Regions from separate parts of the Homo sapiens genome. Here region 1 is linked to region 2. A link is a contact called in ENCODE Hi-C or POLR2A ChIA-PET data. All regions are on one chromosome and are shown on one strand. Each heading gives the region's core, a stretch centred on a gene start or an enhancer-like site at or near the end of the contact. The rest is flanking DNA. Distances are from core to core; before and after follow the strand shown.

Evidence for each region. A loop is a pair of places that touch in the nucleus more often than their neighbours do. ChIA-PET counts read pairs that join two places held with the same protein, here RNA polymerase II (POLR2A).
Region 1: a loop to region 2 is called in a map of thyroid gland, with 3 times the contacts of the local background. The contact joins two enhancer-like sites. A Hi-C loop is called at or near these places in 1 of 168 maps with a recorded cell type or tissue (thyroid gland). POLR2A ChIA-PET finds 5 or more read pairs at or near these places in 1 of 52 experiments (activated CD4-positive, alpha-beta T cell).

What each region holds. Positions count from the first base shown.
Region 1 is chr3:181,694,154-181,699,355 of GRCh38, forward strand. The region is part of intron 5 of SOX2-OT (SOX2 overlapping transcript); the gene reads left to right. Among named protein-coding and RNA genes, the nearest start is that of SOX2, 15 kb to the right of the region's middle. Within about 2 kb of position 1,513, at least 9 of the 41 ENCODE cell types and tissues checked have a DNase peak (open chromatin) inside an H3K27ac peak, as active enhancers do.
Region 2 is chr3:181,380,175-181,385,699 of GRCh38, forward strand. The region is part of intron 3 of SOX2-OT (SOX2 overlapping transcript); the gene reads left to right. Among named protein-coding and RNA genes, the nearest start is that of SOX2-OT, 330 kb to the left of the region's middle. RefSeq lists enhancers at 4,506-5,006, 5,007-5,507. Within about 2 kb of position 3,742, at least 2 of the 41 ENCODE cell types and tissues checked have a DNase peak (open chromatin) inside an H3K27ac peak, as active enhancers do.

The DNA.
Region 1 (5,202 bases), core at 263-2,762, 310 kb after region 2:
AAACCCAAAATGGCATTCTCCTTTTCTCTCAAAATTCACCATAATACTTACTCTCTTTAAGACTGTATTGGTAAGCCACCCAAACCAGCTCCCTATTGTTGGGCATATGAATTAGAAAAATAAAATATAACCATTGCACTTTGAGATATCTTTTCCAACTTTTATGTACAGATTTTGCACTGAGTCTACAATTGTGTTCATGGGGTTGCCTCATGTGAATTTTGGTTCAGAGAATAGAAGTCTAGCAGATCCAACTACGTACTGGTAATTACAATATGCATAAGGTGTACACTTGGAAAATGGCCTTAGTTTCAATTGTTCTTGAAGTCCAACAGATGATATTAATATTTTACCCAAAAAACTAGTAAATTTATCTCAGATTGATGCAAGAAGCGATTTTCAAAGCATGGTCCTGGTAAGGATATGCCAGAGAAACACCAGACAAATATCCATGGTCCCTTCCCCTCTCTCCAGTAACCTGTTATTCAGAGGTTGAGAGATCAGAGATATTTCCATTTATTGAAACACTGGATATATAGTTAAATTAAGAAACTGAAAAAAAAAAAGGGTCACAAAATTTGTGGCATATTTTAAGTGTTTAGCATTTTAAAATTAATACTTTTAACACATGAAGACAAAACACGATTGTACGTATAACTTCATTTTGTATATAACAAAGGAATTTAAATGGATTTAAAGGCTCTCCACAGGCCTTGCTTCTACCTCTAAATTTCCACTTAGTTACATCCTTCTCTAGTCCCTGTTGTCAGGTCCCAGAGCATAAAACAGACTGAGGGAGCCTCAGAGCTCCAGAAGTGTGAGAAGGGTGAGAAGGCAGGCCATGCTGGCTAGGTACATGGCCACTTAGCAGACAGGCCGCCAGCGAGCCTGCACTGTCACCTTCCCCACCTCAGGTTTCCAGGTCCGTGGCTCCTGACCTGAGAGCCGCTCTCTTCTGAGAGGGTCTCCCAGTCCCTTGCTGGCCCAATCTCGGTTCCTGACTTTCCACCCCCGAACCCTCCCCGCTCTCCAGGGAACCACGATCCAGCCCTCCAGAGAGGTTCTCCTGGGCTCGCCGTTTCGCCCACGGGGTGCGGGGAACGAACCCAACTGGACACACTGTGCACCCGGAAAAACAGACGGTTCCAAATTCATTTCCGCATTTGAGTCTAGAGTCAGCAAGATCTTGGCCGCCCGCCTGCGCCTCGGAGCAGCCCACGAGCCCGTGAAGGCGCGTGGGGAAGGGGGGCCTGGAAAGCCCGGGCTTCGACTCACTCGGCCAGTACCGCTCCGAGGAGGGGCCTCAGCCTCCTTCGGAGCCAGGGCCGCGCCCGAGCCGCGCTAGGCCAGGGGGCCGGACGCGCACGGAAGGGGGCTGGCGGACACGGCCGGGTGGTGGCGCAGTTCCTGGGGGCACAGGGCAGCCCAGCCCGCCGGCCCGCGCCTCCGCTTCCCCACTCCAGCGAAACTGGACAAGGCCGACCCACCCAGCCGGGCCCGATCCCTCAAGACACTTTCAGCCTCAGCCCCCGTTTCTCCTCGGGTTTCCACAGACCCAGGAAAGGACAGAGGCGGCGAGCAGGCTGACAAGTTTATTCTAGAGGCTTTGAAAAATGAGGTTTCCAGGTCTCTTCGCACGCGCGCGCGCGCGTTCTCGGGCTAAAGGTTCGAAGCTAGAGTTTGAATTTAAGCCACGTCCTGGGACAGGTCGCGTTCAGCGTGGGCGTCGGCCCCGCCGCGGCCCCAGGCCTCTTCGAAGTGCGCGTCAAGTGGGGTGTCGGGTCGTTTTGTTTTTTCTCTAAGTGAATAATTCAATCGTGTTAGGCCAGATTACATGCTCATAATACCCAGGTGTATTTAAAAGCACCCGCGTTTCTAAACCTCCCGCAGAAAGTGGGAAGCAATCGCCCCCTCGGACCTGGCGCCGCTGCGCCTGCTGGAGCCTCGCTTCCCCACAGTCGGGCGGCCAGTGGAGGGCGAGGAGCGCGCGCGTCACGAGAGGCGGCCCCGGCCTCCCAGAGCCCGCACCGGGAGGCCGAGGGCTCGGGACTCGAGCCTTCTGAGTCCGATTTCTTTCCACGTGCAGAGGGTAGAAAGTGGCCAGTCAGGGCGTGATTGATTGCTTAAGGAAAGAGAAGCTACAGCTTTCACGGTAGTTGATAACTAAAGCATGACATGATGCCATCTGTGTGAAACTCGTGATGTGTGTGGTCATTGGCTCCCTGGAACATCCAGACCCTGATCGTGCGTATCGTGTTTCCTTATAAGCAGCACTCGCGATTTAAAAACAGGTCCCGGTGCCCCTCTTGCTGATCCTCTCTGCCATTAGCCCGCTTAATTCCCTTTTTGTAAATTCCCCTCTTTACCTTTCTTTCGTCCCTCCCTCCCTCTCTTTCTTCTTTCCTCCTCTCCTTTTCCCCTTTCTCTTTTTCTTCCTCAATCTAGGTCGTTTCTGCTGAATGATATTTATTCACCGAAGTCCCAATCTGAGGGTGAGGGGAAAACCCCACCCTCCACATCTCCCCAGCTAGGCTTGCGCTTGTAAAATATGGGGTTCAGCTTTGGCTCCAGAGCGCTTTTGAACAGTAAAGTTTCCAATTCAGAGCCACCTCTAAATAAATGCCCATAAATTTCCCAACCCCGTGAGAAAGCCATTTCTACAACCCAGCATCGTCTGGGTGATGTGTGTTTGTTCCAACTAGAGAGGCACTGGTCAGTCACCTCAGTTTCTGCCCTCCGGATACAGAAAGTGCTTTTGTTTGTGTTTTTTGGTTTGTTTATTGTTTGTTTTTTTAAAAGCAGCTTTCCAGTTGTAGACTACTGGTTCCTGATTCCCTCATCTATCAAGACAGTTTGTCAGTTTGGCCCTGCACCTTGCGTTTCACATTCTACATTTTTTAGTTAAACGTTGAAGCCTTTCCCTATGTCAGATGGGATGTCATTGCATTACAGTTTTTGAGACAACTTTTGCGGACTTGCCTAAAAAAATATGTCGTCCTGATCTGCCACAGGAGAGCGAGGTCAACTGAGGGATTTTTCAGCTTTCTTATGGCTGGGATTGAATAGATCCAAGTAATAAGATATCTCAGGTTTCCTCACCTTTAGTCACCTTGGGCTACTCATGGATGCACTCCTATCTTACAGTCTTAGATTCAGCCCAAAACCCCTCAGTGGAAAGAAGACAGCAGTTCAGATTCTTCTTTCAGGTTGTTGTAAAAAAAATGAAATGGCTTTTTTTCAGTTAGGAGCATCCTTTGTAAGTTTTGATATCCAAAAAATACATATGACACAAGAAGCAGGAAGAGATCTTCAGTTATTCCAGTGGATTACTTTTTTATGAAAACACTGGCTAAAACATTTTACATTCACCCTTCCTCATTCCACTTTTAGTTGGAAGAAGTTTCTAGTATTGATTTAATTTTGTATAAGGCCCCTACCCTCTCCTACAATACCATTAAGTAACAAATTCACCCACCTTAGCCTTTTCTGGTGAAAGTCACTCTTGATTTACTCTCTTCACTTCCCTTCTACCCCCAATGCACTCACACTTTTACAGACACATTTTTCTTGATCCAGAGAGTATTGGGAGGTACATAACTTTTTAGTATTGTCTTGACTTTCATTCTTTTCTAACTGAGATTGGACTCTTTATCCTGTGATACAAAATGAATTTTTGAGAAACAACCATGTGAAAAATTACTTAATTTTCTGTTTTGATGTATTTGTTTTTCAAGCTTCATAGGAAAGGCTTTAGTTGGTGTTTAAATGATAGTCCATAAAAATTCCTTATTAGATGACTCCAGACCAATTGTAAACCAATAACATAATTGTTTCCAAAAGGGAAAGTGGAAGTTGAGATCAGTTAGTCGAGGGATTCATTTGAGTGTGTTTATCTTTAAAATGGTTTATGAGAAGAAAGGGAGAAATGAACTGGGTGGAGGACAGAGGTAGAGAATCCAGTGAAAACATGTTTTTAAGATTAAAGCCATTTTTCCACATTATTTTCTTGCCACAAGTGACAACACAGAGCAGGAGTCATGAAAGTGGATTACTGTCACTCTGGGCTATTGGAGGCCCAGAGAGCCCTGGCATTAATTCCTATAGAAAGGTAGACAAACCTAGTCAGTAACTAACACTGTCCCCCACAGCGCCCTCACTGCCAAGTGTTCAGGCTCTCTCAGAGTTGATACAGACCTCAGGGGGGTCTAGGTGGCAGGGCTTCCCTTGTGAGAGGAAGCGGAGGCTCTCTGTGGAACTGAGAGGGAGGAAGCCAGGTGGCTGTAAGAGCAAGCCTGAGGGGATAGGGTGCTGTAATAGGAAGGCTGTGGCCACCAGTCCCTCACATGGCTGCAATTAGTGAGTCAAAGCTAGCTAATGATGAATCAAAAAGAGCCAAGAGTAGGACTTTCTGGGTGCTAAAGACTAACCTTTAGCTTGTTCCACTCCTCCCACTGGGCTCCCATCCTAGGTTTTCCAGGATTGGAGACCTTACTGGAGGAAAGGGCAAGTATGTTAAGAAAACATGCCTAGCCCCTGTCTAGCATGCGCATACTGGCGGGGTCTTGCAGAGATGGGGAGAAACACCTTGGGATGAAAGAAGCCCTCAGTGATCTGTGTGTCTGGCTCATACAGTTGTGCACGGCCAACCAGAGAGTGGGGGAGAGTAAAGCCTCATTTTTTTTTCAGTCACTCTATCTGGGGTTGCTTATCTCCTCTCCCCCAACCCTCTGCCTCACCCCACCAGGACCAAATAGAATTGAAACTTCATTGCCTTTGCCTGTACTGAGCCTAAAAACTCAGGGTTTGATAAGGTTACTGCACCAATGATACAATTGTAGATTTTTAAAAGCCTCCTCAAAGAGACAGATGTTTGGGCTGATTAAGAATTGAGGAGGAAACCTGCAGCTGCACCAAGGAATAATCTATTGGACAAATATTGTAATAAAAAAATATGAAGAGATCAGCCCGACCTTGCAAGGTCTTCTGCTTTAAAAAAATCTTTATCAAACCCCTATTCTATGGCTTCAATAAACAGAACCCATTACCTCACGGCATCTTTTGTTGGCCCCATACAAGAGAGAACAAAATGGTTATTCAGGGGAACGCTTTCGATTTTTATTGTGGGTAGCCTGCACAAAGAGCCGTGTTATTGTATTTAAAAGAACCATCTGTAGCAGAAACAATGGCATCAAATTATCTTTG
Region 2 (5,525 bases), core at 2,492-4,991:
TCAATTATTTATCTACTTTCTCAAATAAAAAATTTAATTCAAAGAATGTCTTATTGAGGCTTAAACCCTAAATGATTTTTTAATGAAATGTTTTCTACTCCATTCCAGTTGGCAGTGTAGCTTATAGTTCTTGAGTGAAGTTATCTAAGCAATATCAAATTCTTTTAGTCATCTTTACAATGAAAAACATTCATTCATATTCAATGCCAGAGCATTTTTTTCTAATTTGGTATCTTCAACTTCCTTATGTCCAATTAGTATTCATTAGTGTAATTATGATGATGGAAAGGCTCAGTCCCTGTTCTTCAAGACATTAGGAAGTTTGGGGAAAGCCTTGAAACAAAATAGTAAAAGAAATATTTGGACATCCCAAATGCTTCTTTGATTCAATACTGTGATTTGATTCATCAGTGAAGGTTGGTTCTATGTCCAGGAGCTTGCTGGGGGAGGGAAGAGACCCATAGTGGCTTGCTGCCCTAGAAACTCTGCCTGCCATTGTCAACATTTCCTCCGGCTGTCTTGCTTTTGGAGGGAAACTCTCCCTAAGGACTGCCCTGGTTGACAGAATGAGAGTCTCCAGAAGATTCTTCTGCCATTTGAATGCATTTTTTTATGCCCAACAGCAATAATGGCCATCTAAGTATTGATTATATAATATGTCTGCTGAGGTGGCAAGTACGTTGTCGTTGCAAGAGGCCGAGAGGATGAGAAACTAGGTTATCTATGAACTCTCTCAGCCATTGAGCATTTCTTCCGGTAAGGGTCAATATACAAAGCTATCTTTAGATGTTATTTTACTTTATTCTCTGATTCCAATTGATGGCTAATACAATGAGATGGCCAGCATGTTTCAAGTTCTTTGAAAACAGCCTCATGTTTACCATGGAATGGGCATAATCATTTCATCACAAGGGGACAATAGTCGTATGGAGGTCTGCGACATGAGGAAGGCTAGGAATTGCCCAGGGTGTTGCCCTATTAGAGTCCCAGATGCTAATTAGCAGCAATGAATTGGTTAAGTAGGCATTGAAAGGCAGTTAGGGCATAATCTAATACTTTTTCTTTCATCCAAAAAAATACAATAGATGATATATAGTAAGTCTGCTGTGTATAGTAACAGCAATAAGGGCACTGAGCTTTTATTATAAACTGAATTACATCCCCTGTGTGGGGACACTAGACAGCCTATCGTGTATTAAGAATTCAGCTGAGATCACAAGCTTGCCTCACCTAAACCTTCTGTGATGTGATGAGAATGACTTTTGGTTACCGTACATCAAAGAGGGTCTAGCAGGCTAAACAGTGATTGATCCATTCTCCTCTTTCAAGTCCTCTCTTCAAAAATAGCTTTAAAGCAATCATCTAATAAGTGTCAGAATAGAAGATAGAAAATGTTAGTACAAGCACTAGGCATATGTCTACACTAGCTAAATTTTCTGCAAGATGTTCAATGACTGAACAAGGTTTTTAGAGTAAATGCTATCATCTCTTAAGAGATGAGAAATACCAAGTGGGCTGCCACTGACATGGAAACAATACAGAGATTTAAAGTGATTTGAGGCAAAAATACCATGATTTGCTCGACTAGTAGAGAATTCTGTTAGGACAATTTTGAAATAATTTTATTTATACACAAAATCTGGTATAGGAATTAGCTTCTTGCTTATGCACACAGAAGCAATAGTATTTTCACAATATTCATTCACAAAAATATGTTTATTAAGTGTGCTTATATAAGATGAAAGCTTAGTTAAAGGAATCAGCCATATGAGTGACCCAGTATGGTGATCATTAGAGCTGTTCACAAATATTCTGATGCTCTTTATCTTCCCTGCTCTCTTTGAAGTCAGGTCTAGTGATATGACTTGCTTTGGACAATGAGATGTGAGACAAAATGACCTGTGTCACTTTGGATGGAAACGTTAAGAGCTAGTGGAAGATTTGCCACGTCCCTGTTCCCCTGTATTGATGACTGTGGGAGCATGTGTCAAGGTGGCACTTCCTTTGGCATGGGTTTCTGAGTCATTAGTATGAGCAGACCTCCCTGCTGGCCTGTACTGATCCCGTAGCGTGAGCAAGAAATGAACCTGTAATGTGTTAAACCACTGAGGTTTTGGAGCTGCTTGTTACCACACCATAACCTTTATTCATCCAGGCAACAAATACTCATAATTACACACTATGTGCCAGGCAGAGTACACAGAGATAACAAATAATTGCTGATCGTGGTTTGATGTGCCACCCTTCGTTACCTGTTTGCTACATCCTTGAGGAGTAGATGAAAAATAAGCCTGCATTAATATAACTAATCAAGATAAATTGATCTAAGATTGTAAGAGGTGACAAATCCATACAGGTCTGCAGCAACCTCAATTCTTGCCTCTTCGAAAAAAAGAATTCAACTGAGGGGCAAAAAGCAGAAGGAGAGACTGAGGCAAGTTTCAGAGCAGGAGTGAAAGTTTATTAAACAACTTTAGAGCTGGAATGAAAGGAAGTAAAGTACACTTGGAAGAGGGCCAAGCAGGCAACTTGAGAAATCAAGTGCACAGTCTGACTTTTTGACCTGGGGTTTTATACGCTGGCATGCTTCTGGGGTCTTGTGTTACTTCTCCCCTGATTCTTCCCTTGGGGTGGACTGTTGACATGTGCAGTGGCCTGTCGGCACTTGGGAGGGCCCACATGCACAGCGTGTTACCTGAAATTGGGCACATGCTCACTTGAGGCATTCCCTTATCAGTTGAGTGTTTCTAGAGTAGGGTCATATACCAGTTAAACTCTGCCATTTTGCCTCTTAGTGAGCATGCTTGTGCCCACTCACCCAACTCTTGAGATCTTATCAGGAAGCTGCTGATCACCAGTTTCAGATTTTTTCTGTCTATTGGAAGACTGCCTTTCCCTGGTACTGGCTGTAATCAATTCTTATTTTAGAGAGACAATTAACAACCACCTGACCATGACCTGATGGTCACCTAATGATTCTGGTTGGGGGTCGGGAGTGGGCACTCCTGCCCTGCTCATGTCTGACTAGCTACGTACTGTAACAAGATTAGTGATGTTTCGACAGTTTTTGAATGAATGACATTGTTTCAGAGGACACTTTATTGGAGAAAAAGAAAGACTCATTTCAAAAGCCCTGAGATTTCTTATACTGGCCAAAAAAAAAAATTCTGTTATTTTTAACTTCTACAATCCAGCCATTCCCCAACCACACTGGGCACTTTCCAGGTATGTGCGCTTGGCTCGGACTGTGCCCTCCACCTCGTACACTCTTCTCAACCCCGTCTCATCCTTCAAAGACCCATTCAAATGCCTTCTCTTCCATGAAATTTTCCTTTCTCTCCCTCTTCACAGCATCAAGTTACATACCTCTACTGAGTGCTTATTTCAGTCTGCGTTGCATTATGATTATTGTTTACATGACATAACTTCCTGCACAAGATGGCCCCCTATCCTCCTAAAGCTTATACATTCATTGTGAGTACAGGCTTTGTTTTATTCTACGTTATGTATCTCCAATCTGACTCTCCTCTCCACAGCTTAATAAATGTTAATTGATGTTTGAATAGATTTGAGAGATTTGTTTGGGTGTAATCATGGATTTCTCAAAACATGTAACTGCCCTGGTTTGGAATATTGAAGAAACAAAGAAACCCTTTCAGCTCTAAGAAGGGGAGTTGTGAAGCTGATACTTTTGGCTACTCCTGGGGGAATTAGTTCTCTCTTGGCCAAGGACCAAAGCCTGCCTCCTGAACACCCATCACACTTAACTAATTTCCATTCTCCCCAGGGACCAAGACAGTAAGACAAAAGAGGAAGGAAGTAGGCATTTCAGAAGAGTAACTCACCCACAAAGAGCCATTTGAAAGGGAGAAATGAGGAGGGGAGTAAGAAGTCAGTGTTAAAAGAAAAAAAGTCACTAAATGAATGCAGATTTTAGATTACATTTCCTTATCCATCTTCTCTGCATCATACCAATAACTTTCTTGACTTGCTAACTTTCCCCAGGACAAGTCCTGTTGCTCAAAGCTTGCTGCCACTGGAGTAGGCATCAGAAACCCCCAGTGTTTGTGTCAAAGATGTTGAGCTATTATGTTCAGTCTCTCTCTTTTCCTTTCTGCTTTTTGCCCTTCCTTACTCCACCCCAGCATCCAGAAGCCAAGACATCAGCTCCTCTCTGAAAGTTTAACCCCATGAGTAATAAATAAGATAGAGAAGCATGTGCTTTTCTCCACCGGTTTATCAGCCATCCTGACCTATTACCTATTCAACACTGTCACTTTCCAGCCTTTCATTTTTCTGTGAGACAGTGAGAAAACCAATGACTTTGCATCAAATAGATGAAGGATTACATCCCAGCTCTTCCACAAACTTTCCTTAAGTACCTCAGAATTTACTTGACTATTTAGCCTCAGTTTCATAATCTTATAAAATAGAGTTGGTTACACCTGTGTAAAACAATTGTTATAAGGATGGGTGGGATAAAACGTAAAGTCTTCGGCACATAGTTGGTGCTTAATGAATCTTACTATTGTTACTAATAAATATTTCTCAAACATATTTCCTCCTCTTCATGATCTTCCTGCTACAATGATCTTATTTGTGTTCTAATTTTCTCATGTCTATATGCAAGACCGCTTAAGTGATCTTTCTAAAACTAGAAATCAGAGCAGGGCATCTTCACACAAAGCCCTGTCATACTTCCAAAACTACAGAAGCCCTTCCAGTTATTCTTAAGGATCTACAGCAACAACAAAAAAAATCTTAACTCAGTGTAGCACATGAGGGCTGCAGCTATCTGGCATCTGTGTCTAATCTCTTTGCCCATTATTCCCTTAATTGTAACTGTAAGAGATTGTTTTTCTAACAACTTCCAATGAATCACACCTTCCAGGCTCCCCATGCTGTTGCAGTTCCCTCCCACACTGAGGCTGAGCTTGGCCATGTGACTTGCTTGGCCACTAGGACATCAGCACATGTGACACAATCAGAGGCTTGAGAAATGCTTACACATTGGGGCTTGCCCTCTTGAAACTCTGTTGGCACCATGTGAAGAAGTGCAGCCTGGTCCAGCCTCCATGAATATGCTCTTAAAGAGAGATGCCCAGCCATCCCAGATGTCCCAGCTGAGCCTAGTCTCAGCCAATCTCCTAGCTGAATGCAGCTGCATGAGTGTACCCAGGCAAAGCTAGAATGAAAATTGTCCAGCCAACTCACCCAATAGTGAGAAATATTAAAAGCGTTGTTTTAAGCTGTTATGTAGTTTGTTACACCGAAATGGATAACTGATATAGTGCCTTTTATCTCCAAAATAATGAGCAACTATAGTTCTATGAAAACATCATTTTCTGTCACACCTCACATTCCTTTGCAAATACTGTTTCTTGTGCGTGTAATGTCTTTCCCCCTTGTCTATTACCCTTTGTATCCCAGCATATGCAGCAGGGGCTGGCATACAGTAAGTGTTCAATAAACGTTGAATGAATACATTTTAAAAGTCAAAACATGCCACAAAACCTCCAAGGATG